2 separate regions of the Homo sapiens genome follow, and region 2 is linked to region 1. The links are chromatin contacts, found by Hi-C or POLR2A ChIA-PET in ENCODE. All regions are on one chromosome and are shown on one strand. Each heading gives the region's core, a stretch centred on a gene start or an enhancer-like site at or near the end of the contact. The rest is flanking DNA. Distances are from core to core; before and after follow the strand shown.

The links. A loop is a pair of places that touch in the nucleus more often than their neighbours do. ChIA-PET counts read pairs that join two places held with the same protein, here RNA polymerase II (POLR2A). Pooled maps may share reads with other maps.
Region 2: a loop to region 1 is called in a pooled map, with 3 times the contacts of the local background. The contact joins the enhancer-like site here to the promoter of ANKRD42 in region 1. A Hi-C loop is called at or near these places in 2 of 50 pooled maps. POLR2A ChIA-PET finds 5 or more read pairs at or near these places in 3 of 52 experiments (A673, PC-9 and activated naive CD4-positive, alpha-beta T cell).

What each region holds. Positions count from the first base shown.
Region 1 is chr11:83,190,817-83,196,864 of GRCh38, reverse strand. It overlaps ANKRD42 (ankyrin repeat domain 42), which reads right to left and starts at 3,153. Exons shown (of 11, transcript NM_001300975.2): 1 at 2,137-3,153. The coding sequence starts at 2,194. It overlaps ANKRD42-DT (ANKRD42 divergent transcript), which reads left to right and starts at 3,196. Exons shown (of 3, transcript NR_149009.1): 1 at 3,196-3,398; 2 at 5,697-5,810. RefSeq lists enhancers at 2,177-2,536, 3,057-3,166, 3,227-3,446 and a silencer at 2,744-2,922.
Region 2 is chr11:82,753,889-82,759,936 of GRCh38, reverse strand. No RefSeq gene overlaps it. Among named protein-coding and RNA genes, the nearest start is that of FAM181B, 23 kb to the right of the region's middle. Within about 2 kb of position 2,741, at least 2 of the 41 ENCODE cell types and tissues checked have a DNase peak (open chromatin) inside an H3K27ac peak, as active enhancers do.

The DNA of each region.
Region 1 (6,048 bases), core at 1,904-4,403:
CCAAACTCTCAGTATGACCTCTATGGCCTCCCATAATTTGGCTCCATCTAATTTTATGGTCTTTTTTCTCACTACATTCCATCCCGATTTATTCACTCATCCACTCATCCATCTACTCAACGTAAGTCTGGTGTCTACCATAAGGATAAAAAGATGAAGACACCCTCAAGGAACTCACAGATTAGTAGAGAAGATACAAACACAAAATACAAAATAATGTGGTAAAAGCAACGATGGAAATATTCATAGGAACCTGTGGAAGCACAGATGACTTCAAACTCAGCCAGGGTAGGAGGGAAGGGGAACACAGAAGGATTCCTGGGGAAAGTTACATCTAAGATAGAATCTTCAAGGATTAACAGGAGTTTGCCAAGGCAAGTAGGAGCAGTGAGTAGGCCTAAACAGCATGAACAGTAGGACATGGTCAAGAAACCACACACACACACACACACACACACACACACACTCTCACACACTCACACACAAATCCTACTACTAAAGTATTAAGGGGATAAATAGGCTAGAACTAGACAAGAAACAGACAATGGTGAAACTTATTTTTAAAAACTTGGACTTGAGCAGACAGTGGAGAATCACTGAGGAATTTTAAACAGAAGAATTATAATGATTGAGAGCTGTAAGGCTGAGTTTACAAGGCTAAATTCAGGGAAGAGAATTTACTGAATGGGGAGCAAAAAGGCAAGACTAAAGAGTAGGTTGATTGGCCGGGCGCGGTGGCTCACGCCTGTAATCCCAGGACTTTGGGAGGCCGAGGTGGGCAGATCATGAGGTCAGGAGGAGACCATCATGGCTAACACAGTGAAACTCCGTTTCTACTAAAAATACAAAAAATTAGCCGGGTGTGGTGGTGGGCCCCTGTTGCCCTAGCTACTCGGGAGGCTGACGCAGAAGAATGGTGTGAACCTGGAAGGCGGAGATTGCAGTGAGCTGAGGACCGCGCCACTGCACTCCAGCATGGGGGACAGAGCAAGACTCCGTCTCCAAAAAAAAAAAAAAAAGAGAGAGAGAGAGAGTAGGTAGATCATGTAAGAATACAGTTTACAATAGTCTAGACCAGAAAAAATGAGACTCTGAACACTGGGAAAAGAAAAGGAGAAAGATTCAACAAATATTAATAAAATTAGAATGAACTAAACTGGAATGGATACAGTGGGTGAAACAAGGGAAAAGTAATAAGATAACTCCAAGGTGTGTGGCTTTATCATCTGAGTGCTGTGGTGCCATTAGTTGAGACAGCAAACACTGAAGGACAGAGAGGATATATAGATATAAAATTACATTTTGGACATGCTGCTCTTGAGGTACCCAAGGAAAATTTCCAGAAGGGAGATATCTATATATATGTTTGCAGCTCCGAGGAGAGATACGGAATTCAGGTCTCAGTGTTACGTGTGTCTCTGTATTAGAATGCTTTTTCTGACACCCATACTCACCCCCTACTGGAATCAGTGGCATTCTACCGTCCTTTATAACACTGATCTCACTTGTCATTATTTGCTCAGCATTTATCTTCCTCACTAGAAGGTAAAGAATGTGCCTGTCTTCTTAAGTTCCTTAAGACGGAGCACAAAGTAGGCATATGCAGTAAATATTTACTGGATGGTTGAATGAGTAACCGATTTGAGGGCCACCAGTAGGACTGAAGTCACAGTAAATGACAAGAAAAAGAGAACCAATGATGGCATCATCAAGGGGTAAAAGCTGCATTTAAGAAGATGGCAGAAGAAAAGAAAACGGTAAGGGAAAGGGTCACTCAATGGAGTGAAAGAAGAAAACTAAGTAAGTACTAATTTGTCACCTCCACAGGGTCAAATGCTGCAGGGAAGTCAAGGAAGAACTTAAAAGGGTCCGTCCATTAAGACTGAACAAGAGTTGATGTCAAGCTGGGCAAGAAGACTCGGAGGAATAGTGTGGATGGAAAAAAGGAAAGAAAGCGGAAATAATACAGAACAGGGGAGAGCTGAACAGCTTTGGTATCCCCTGAAAATAAATTAAAAAGGGAAAGGGGGGAGTGACGGCTGAGAAAAGGAAATGCCAGAAAGGGCTAAGGCTGTTGCGGGCTTAAGTGAGAAAAGGAATACGACAGAGATGAAGGCCAATGACAGTCTGACTCACAGGGGTTTGCAGTCTCCCTAGAGGAAGTGGAGGGGCCTGAATTGGCCACCCCGGGCATGGCGCAACACCTCCGACTCTGGGGAGGAGTTGAGTCCAGGCCCCTGATGCTGCGGCGGTCTTCACTTGCTCTCACCCACGAGCCACTGCAGCGGCAGCGGCCCTCTTCTCCGTCGTCACTAGGACGGGGCCCAAGGTCCTCTCTTGCTCTCTCCCAGAAGCTGCAGCGGAAACCTTCGTCTTCACTTTCTCTCTCCCAAAAGCCACTGAAGCGGTAGCTGGCGTCTTCACTGCCGCTCACACCAGAGGAGTCGCTGGCTGCGTAGCCGCGGTCTCCACTTACTTCCTCCCAAGAACTACCAACGCTGTGGCCGCCTTCGACACTCCCTCCCTCCCAGGAGCCACTGAAGCGGCGACTGCGATCGTCACTGACTCTATCCCCGAAGTCACTAGTTCGCGGGTCCCGAATGTCACTGACTCCCTCCCAAGGACCACTGAGGCGGAGGCCTCGGTCTTCTCTGGCTGTTCCCCTGGAGTCGGTAGTTTGGTGGCCTCCAACTTCACTAAAATTCACGTCGCTGCTGCAGAAGGTGCTGTCTCCCCTAACTCTCTCCCAAGAGCAGCTGTGACTGTGGCCACTATCTCCCCTAACTCTCTCCCTAGAGACGCTGCGGCAGTGGCCGAGGTTTTCACTGACCCTTCTCAAGTCACTGCGGGAGAAGCCGGCGTCTGCACTTAGGCTTCCTGCAGCGACCCTGGAGCGGCGGTCGCTCTCTTCACATTTTCTTTCCCCGTCGTCGCTAACTCTTTCCCTAGACTCGGCGCCGGAATGGCCGTGTAGACCGTTTATCCTCCACACGTGGTGGCTAGTGCGGCGGCCACCGTCTTCGTCTGCTACTCCCTGCGAATCGCCGTAGCGGCGGCCGCCTTCCGCTGGTACTTTCTCGGAGTCTCTTTCCAGCCTCCCGACTCCAGCCACTTGGCTGGAGAGGCAGCAGGGCCGTCGCCTTGGAAACGAGTACACTTCCGACGTGCTGAGGTCATTTCCCGTTCCTCACGGCCCACGCTACTTCCGGTTTCCTTTCCCTCAGCTATTCCATGGCTTTTCGTGTGGACAAATCGGGAGGTGGTGTAAACTGGTTTTTGGTGAAATTCGGCTCGGCCTCATGCGAACCTATCTAGGTCCGTCTCTGGAGTGGCCTGTCATCGATCGCGCCCTCCATCGCTGAGCGACACAAGTGGAACCCCCCAGGACTGCATTCTGCGTAGGTGACCTGTGTGGCGCGGGCCGGGCGGGGCCTTTTTGTCCTTGGGCAAACGTGGTATACTTTCTCAGTGGTGGTTGGAAGGAAATTTGTTGCCCTGTCATTTCGCAAGTATGGAAAAAGACCTAAAGGAGAATTTAGCAGCTGCAGCCGCTGTTTTTATTGCGTACTTTACTAGCGCCAACTCTTTAATAATCGCTTGTTAGTTGTTACCCCTGTTTTATGGGTCAAGAGACTCAATATATCAGTACTTTGGTAAGGCCAGGCAGCAGGTAAGTTGTAAAACCAGTAAAAAAACACAGGTCATTAGTCAAAAGAGTGCTTCAGGTCTCCTGACTCCAAATCCGAGAATCCTTTCACTGTAGCATGTTTACTGCTCAAATATTTCTACAACCCTATTGCTTAACAACAGGAATGAATTATTTCACCATTTGTTGCAAACGTATGGGTCACGTTTTGTGCCAGCAGCAGAAAATACAGAAATTAGTAAGAATTACCTGCCCTCCAGGGGCATCACCAACCTGGATTCCCCTCTCGGCCCAGTTTTTCCACCCTTATTGCCTTCTCCCTTCAGGAATAATGAACTCGTCCTGGAAGCGTACCTTACTTTTTAATATCTCTGCCTTGTCATGTGCTGTTCGTCTTACCAGGAAACTACCCTGCTTTTCCCCCAGTTTTGGTCTGTGAACACATTTGGGAAATTCTTCTGATCCTACCGCTACTCTCTTGAGGTACAGTAAATTGTCTTTGACTTCCATCACCTTTTGTAATATTACAATTGCCATCTACTGAGTTCCTATGATCTGCCTGGCATTGTACTAAGTGCTTTATATTTTCTTGTTCATTTTTTTATGCCAACATAAATGAGTTTGACTCAATTCTTATTATAACCTGCCAAAATAAGTATTCCTCTTCCTTTTTACAGAGAGAGAAACAAGGGAAAAAAAAGTTAATTGCCTGAGGATATACTGCTAGTGTTGCGGGACAAATAGAGACGGGAGAGGCCAAACAGAATTCAGGACAACCCTTTATTATTAAGGTGATCACTGGCTCAGTCGGACTGGGGTCCAGAAAGTCTGAGCCCGGAACAAAGGGATCAATCACCTTTTAAGCAATTTGTGGCGGGAGTTTGGTGCTACAGGAAGCCTACTTGCAGAAGCAAGAACAAAGGCAGTTAATTATTCTTTTACATTTGTTACACCACATGTCTTACATCCTTGGGAATGCATGCTTTTGTAGCAATTGCTTATCAACCTTGTGACTTTACAGCGCGCTAGGGAGGGAAGCAGGAACTCGTGGTGCCTCAAGGAACGTGAAACGGTGGAACACAGATAAGCCTCTCCGTGCGTAGAGGAGAAATAAGCGGTTAATATTCTCTCTTAACCCAGGCCTCCGGAGGGTGGGGGGCTATATTTCATTCTACCTCTAAGGAAAAGAATAAACTTCTTGACTAATATACTTATAAAATTCATTAATTCCCCCTTCACTAGTAAATAATAAATACCTGACTTAGGATTCCAAAATAGGTCTTGAATTTTTCTGCAGGAGCTCCTCAAAGTCTCTGAATTCCCACAACCTTTTATTAGATCACTTATCCCATTGTATTATAATTATCTGTTTAACAATTTTTCCTCACCCCTAAAGGACCCTGAGCTTCTGGAAGGTAGGGACTGTATCTTAAAATCTTGGCATTTCTGATGTCTAGAATATTTCATTTAAGAGAAGGGCTTAGTAACTGTTGTGTGGGTGGGTTGATGAGTTAACTGTCAGGCAGGTGAACTAATAGGCTGAAGATAAAGTTTTTCACTGTTGGAAGTGAATTTGGGATTAGTCATCCTAATCCCCTCACTTTTAGAGATGGGGCAACTGAGTCATGCGCGGTGGCTCACGCCTGTAATTCTAGCACTTTGGGAGGCCAAGGTGAGCGGATCACCTGAAGTCAGGGATTTGAGACCAGCCTGGCCAACATGGCGAAACCCCATCTCTACTAAAAATACAAAAATTAGCCAGGCATGGTAGCAGGAGCCTGTAATCCCAGCTGTTCGGGAGGCTGAGGCAGGAGAATCACTTGAACCTGGGAGGCGGAGGTTGCAGTGAGTTGAGATCGCGCAATTGCGCTCCAGCCTGGGCGACAAGAGCAAAACTCCACCTCAAAGAAAAAACAAAACAAGACATGGGGCAGCTGAGGCCTTTTGTATACCAGGCATTTATCGAGTTATTCATGTGGGCCAGTTTCTGTGATAAATGATTTGCAAATAATACCCAACTTAATCTGTATTGTTATTTTTATTTTTACAGATGAAGAAACAGCTCAGATTTGACCAAGATCACACAAGTAGGAGTTGAGGAATTGGAACCCACTATGACTGACTCCAAATTAATATAGTGTTTATAGCCACTTACATAATAATGGTAAAGGTTTTATTTTTTTCACTATACAATATGTAGTAGATAAATTTACTGAGGAAATGAGACAGCACGTGACAAATCCTTAAAGGATACACACATGACAGGAAGGATTAGAAGAGGAAACAGAAACAGGTAACAGAGAAGCAGAAAAAGTAAAATCTCCCAAAATAAAAATAGAAGGAATTAAAAATAAAAGCAGACTCCGGGTGCAGTGGCTCATGCCCAGCACTTTGGGAGGCCG
Region 2 (6,048 bases), core at 1,492-3,991, 440 kb after region 1:
GAGAACAGTATGTGTTTGCAAAATATCTATCAGATATTGGACACCAAGGAAACAATATTTATTATCTGGTGTTTGTAATCATCTCTACAAAATACCTGAGATAAAACACCTAATTAATGTTGGATTATCTTCAGTTCAGGGAACTCACTGCCTTCTGAGATGGCCGATCTCATGCTTAGATAGTTCTGTGGTGAATTTCTTCATTATATTGGTTTAAGATTTATTTTCTTCTAGCTTTTTATTCATGGCTTCCAGCTGAAGTATTTGCTTTTTGAAATAATAAGTCTAATCTCTTTCTCAAATGCAGTACTTTAATTATTCAAAGAAAGTTGTTTCTAATTTTCCCTGGGCTAACATTCTCTTTCCATTGTCTCTCATTCCTTTCCCCCTCCACCGCTGCTTTTCTTATCTTCCCTTTCTTCTCTCCTTTCTTTTACATCAGTCACAAGTATTTATTAAATCTCTACCTGTTGTAATATCTGTCAGGCACTCAGGATACCTTCTTTCCTTTCCTCAGAAAGATTATACACTGTTTAAAATAAAGGGCTTTTTTTTCACTCTATGCTATAAGAATGTTCTGAACCTTATGGAAGCATCCTTTCTCTCATGGTTTAATTTTGATCATCCTCCTTCTCCCAGTCGTTTTTCTCTATACAAGCTATAACATACCAACAATCTCCTTAACTTGTGGTATGACCGTAGACCAATCAGTGCAGATCTGGAAAGTCCTCTTATCTCCCATTTTATAAGGCTAAATGTCTTTTGAATAGGTTGATGATTATTTATGTAGGCATAAGTCATGACTGGAAGAATGCATTTGAATGGCTGATGCCATATGCAGAAGGTGGACTGGTCATATATGCATTTTCTAATGAGTATTCTCCCCACAGCTAAATGTCAAACTGTAATTAAGTGCACAGAATTCACACAGAATGGCATAACTATTCTATAGTCTGGCAATTTTTAATGTAAGATGAATAAAACTTTATGTGTTGCTCTGATGAAGAGGAAGACTCTGATAACCATTAGGGTAGATTTGGACATAGTCTATCCCAGAAGTTGTCACAGGCAGCAGTTTTGCTATAAATCCAGAATTTTATGTTGTGGAGGGCCCATGATTTATACTGGTCAACTGTGACTCATTTATGGTAGATAGATGCAGGATAAAACAATACTATTTAGTGGATCATCATAGTTACTATTAAAAATAAAGACATGCATGTACGATTTTTTCAATTTTAGAGTATTTTCAAGGTGACTTTAAATTGCCTGATGCTGCATCCTAGAAACTAAATCGATGGCTTAGAATTCAAAAAATGAAGTGGGTTCTAGAAAGAGAGCATACAGTTTCTTAGGAAGGAAGTTTTGCTTTTTCGATAGAGCTTTGCAACTGAAAATTTGTATTTGGATTCCAGTGACCCTGAACAATGAGGGTGGAAGTGGGTCTTTATTTTTTTCACGCTGCTTTTCAGATTTCTCCTTAAATTCTCTGTGATAACTGACTGTCATTTTTGATGTTAAAAACATTCTTAAAGATGAAAGCCAGAAAAGACCTTGACTAGGGTAATGAAATCTGTAATACACCCTGGAACAGACTATATAAAGATTTGAAGACAGACGAAGTACAGAAAGGCATGTTAAGAAGAATTCCCAGCTCATGGCAGCTTAGTGGAGAAAAGCTAAGATCACCATATGGTTATTTTTTCTGCCAAAGCACAGTGGCTTTTGCTTCTTGCACATACGAGTTATTGGAAATCATAGCATTTCAGCATACACTAGTGAAAGTTCTATCTCACCATGCTAAGAAGTTATAACTTAGAAGAGGAAGTTGAAGAGAAAATTCTTCAGAGGATTTACACCTACTTGTGAAAATCTCAAATCTAAAAGAGAGGCTACTGAGTCAGATTTCAGAGCAAAATACTCACATCAAATATAGCTCTGATTTGTAGTGTATGAAGAAAGAACTGGTTTTCCTCTGAGAGATATTTCTTATCCCTGACTGAAACAGCAGAGAAACTGAAAAGAATGGCCTTTGGTCCTTCAAATGTTCAAAGAATGAAAGTGAAAGCCTAGTCTTAAACAAAATATTAAAAAAAATTTTTTTAACCAATACTTCTTGTGGCATGTAACAGAGTCTCCTCCTATCTCCTTCTCAAAATTAGATCATTCGTCCATATCCTCTAAGAGCCTAAGATTCACTTTGGGATGACTCTGGTGAACAAAAAGCAAGCACTACCTCAAGCCTGCAATTCTGAGCTTTTATGTCTCATTGCCTGTCACAGGGAAGCTTCCTGGACATTTTAGATTTTTTTATAAACTGCAATTCAATAAAAATGAAGATTTTCCTTTTAGGTCACCATTTCTTCTGGCAGACTGAGCCTAAAGTGCACTTTATTTCCCTTTAATTTAACAGCTCCAGCAGCTTTTCCAGTTAAATCGACTGTTCATTATTGAGCCCCATTTAGGAAGGGGCTGTGCAGTGCAGTTTAATGAATCCTTGGCACAAAGCTCCCTTTCAGGACTGGGAAAGAATAGGGGCTGTTCAGGCCCTGTAGGGCTGTATGTCAAAGCCAGCCCATAATGCCTGTCAGCCAAGGGCAGAAATTCCCACTGATATAAGAATGTGCAAGAAATCAACTTTCACCACCGACGAGCAGATTAAGACACGATCAGGAAATGAGACTGTAGGTTTAGAACAGTGACACCTGTTTGAAGAGAGCGATTTTCCCATCCCTTGATCACTGAGTGGCTGGAGTGGGGGCTGGGCGAAGCTGCAGCACAGCCAAGCCCTCAAAGCCCTCCAGGTCCTCTGAGAGGGGAAGGAAAGACAGTGGGTGGGGGCATCTTTGAGCTAAACTCCATGCTAAGTGCCTTAACAAACTTTTTCTACTTTAATTCTTATAACAAGCTATGAGGATTATTTGCATATGACAGGGGAGGAAACTGAAGCTCAGGTGCTTTCATTTCTGGTTCAAGGTTACACTGCTAATTGGCCACTAAATGGCAACGATGGGATGCAGCATAGACCTGTTTGGCTCTAGGATGTCTGTCTTTTCCAGAGCTCTGAACTGAGGTTCATCAAATAAATGTGATCCTTTAGAAATAGCTGTACTTTAAAATTCTTAATTGTGCGGGGTATGCACTGAATGTGTATGTGTTGGGCACATGTGATATGTTGGGAATATCAGCACATGAGACATAGCATGATGGTATGAGGAGTGGTAGTTAAGGTACTGCCTTTACTGCTAGACCGGCCCAGGTTTGAATCTCAGCTCTGATAATGCTTATGTCTCTCAGACCTTGGGAAACTTTGGGAAAGTCCCTCTCACTAAGCCTTGGTTGTGTTATTCTTTCTCCCAACCCTGCCCCAGCCACACAGAGATCAAGGATGGTGGCTACGGTTACTCTGGTATTGCTAAGTACTCTTTGAAAGTTAAAATGGTCCAAAAGGTTTCTACAGAAGGGAGTCCTAGATGTCTTTGTGTTACATTAGTACCATGAGATTCTGAGTCCTCAAGGTGGGTGTGTGTATTGGTTTTCTTCCAGTATCATGGGGCAGATCAAGACTGTGGAAGTACGTTTTCAAAAAGGTGAAATCATGACTCTTAAGCAAATATAATATGGACCACATGTAAAAAATTGTTTAACTCATTAATTAGTAAGAGAACCACTGAAATGTTAGGACTGGTTCAAAGAACATTTAAGAAGTCAGATATATATACATATATATATATATATACATATATATATATATATACACACACACATATATATATGAAATGTTAGGAAAGTTCATTAGTTACAAAGAACTGAGATATATATCATCGTGGTCATCTGTTCCATTGACAGAAATTATTTGCATATCTACCAGAAAAAACTCTACCAAGTAAAAAATAATTGTACTAAATCTAATAGCAAGTAGTGAGAAGAATGAAATACATTCCTCTAGACAATCTTTGGCTGTTCTTTTTTCCTGTATAACATTGAAAGAATGTGGAACTAAACTTTCTGCCTCCATTCCAAGTTTTGGATAATTTTTCTGGTAACCCCCATATTTTATATGTAAATTTGGACCATCTAAAGAAAAGAAGTAATTTGTGTACATCATAGGGTTAGTTGCAAAGGCAGAAGTAAAACTCAGGTCTGCTGTCTCCTCTACATGGCTGTGAGACCACGTAGCAACCCTGTTTCTTTAAGCTAACGTTTCCACTAGAGACCAAAGAGTGAGAGGAGTTTCACTTTTCTGAGCGTAAAGAGTGAAGGGATACGCATTTTCCAGGGCAGTTTTAAACCAGTTTCAACTAAATTTAATAAGTATGCCAGTTGATCCACATCATTAAGGTAGAAATTAGGAAGTCAACCTCAGAGTTTACTTCTTGCTAATAGCATAGGGGTGATTTGGTTGCTTAGACAGGGCTCCCTGGAAACAGAGCTTGAAACGGAGAGTTGTATGCAGAAGGTTGATTGAGAAGGACTCTTAAAGGATGCATATGTACGAAGTGAGGAAGTCAAGATTGGATGAAAAGAGAAACTGACTTGTCATCAGCCTGAGCTAATCCCATGGGAAGCTCTGGAGCTGGAATGCCCTTTGGGGCCCGACTCAAGTTGAGGAAAGAGAGGTTTTGCCTTTGTATCCCTGCATCAGCCAGTCATTGGTCTCTGGTGCGCCTGGGAAGGGGTATGAATTTGGCTAATCCAGTTTCCTTCAGCAGAGGTTCAATGCTTGGTGAGGGGGCCAGCTGTAAGCCATTAGTAGCCAGCCAGCTCAGCAGCTAGGGGACGGGTTAATCAGCCCTTAGGTGGGATCTGCGCAGAGCTTCATGGTATCCACTACATTTGGCTTTTATTACAAGAATATCTGTAATAAAAATATAACAACTCAAGGGTCAACACCAATGGATGAGTAGTGAATGTCAGGAGCACTATGTTGAGAGGGGTTCTAGGCTCATCTGGGCTCAGTGGAAAGAGTGTGAAGATGGATAAGTGATGTCCATACAAGAGAGTGGAAAGTGAGGTTACATTTCTTCTTGAATTTGATGGTGGTGAAGGGTGACTACATCACACAGTTTGCCGTGAACCATCCAGGGTAATTCTAAATGATGTTACCTTGTATTCAAAAATTTCCTTGTTCAGAAGCTCGATTTTATGGACATCCTAACTAAGAGGTTCTTTTCTCTGCATCCCAGTGGAACAAGTAGCCTAGTATCTTCGGTGCATTTAGGATTTCAAAGAACACTGGCAGAGAGAAATTCCTTCAGCAACTTCTGCTTCTAACTTAGCAGCACAAAACTCCCTTTAGGCAGAGATCTACCGTTCCTGGCAATCTTCCTAGAATGGGTAAGGAGGAGGTGGAATGTGGAGACGTGAGGCAAAGTACAGGGAGAATAAAAACAGATTACAATCACAAAGAATTATTCTGTCACATGGTAAAGCAGAACTTTGCAGATATATCCATCTCTGGCCTAGCTGAAGAGGGTTGACCCTGTACTTAAAATCAGACACTCAGAAAGTTGGAAGGAAAGGTAGAGATCATCTCTTCATTTTATAGATGGAATATAGTCCAAAGTTACACTCTAGGTACTTGTGGAGTGGGGATTAGGACTCTGGTTCCTTAAGCCTCCCAGGCTAATGCTTCTTCCACTGGACCAGCACTTATTTGTCTTCTGTTCTCAAAAAAGAAATTAGTAGGATCTGTAGCAGTGACAACAACATGGAGGCAGCAATTTGGCCTCAGTTAAAAGAGAAAAATTGCTCACAGACCTGGGAGGATTTGGCAGAGAGGCTGGCAAGAAAATTGGTATATGCAAGAGGATGGGGAATTATTTTTTCCTGTGTAAACAGAGGATGGCTTCAGGTTGGGGGCCAGAGTCCCCTCTTGTGCCAGGAAAGTGACAAATGCTAAAAAGTGCTACCAAGAACAAGGCAATGTGCCACACACCATGGAATAGAAAGATAAATACACTCCTCTGCTCGGAAATCTCCAATGGCTCACCATATAAGATCAAGTCTAAGCTCCTTTCCATCAAGCATTCAAGCCACCCTTTCCAG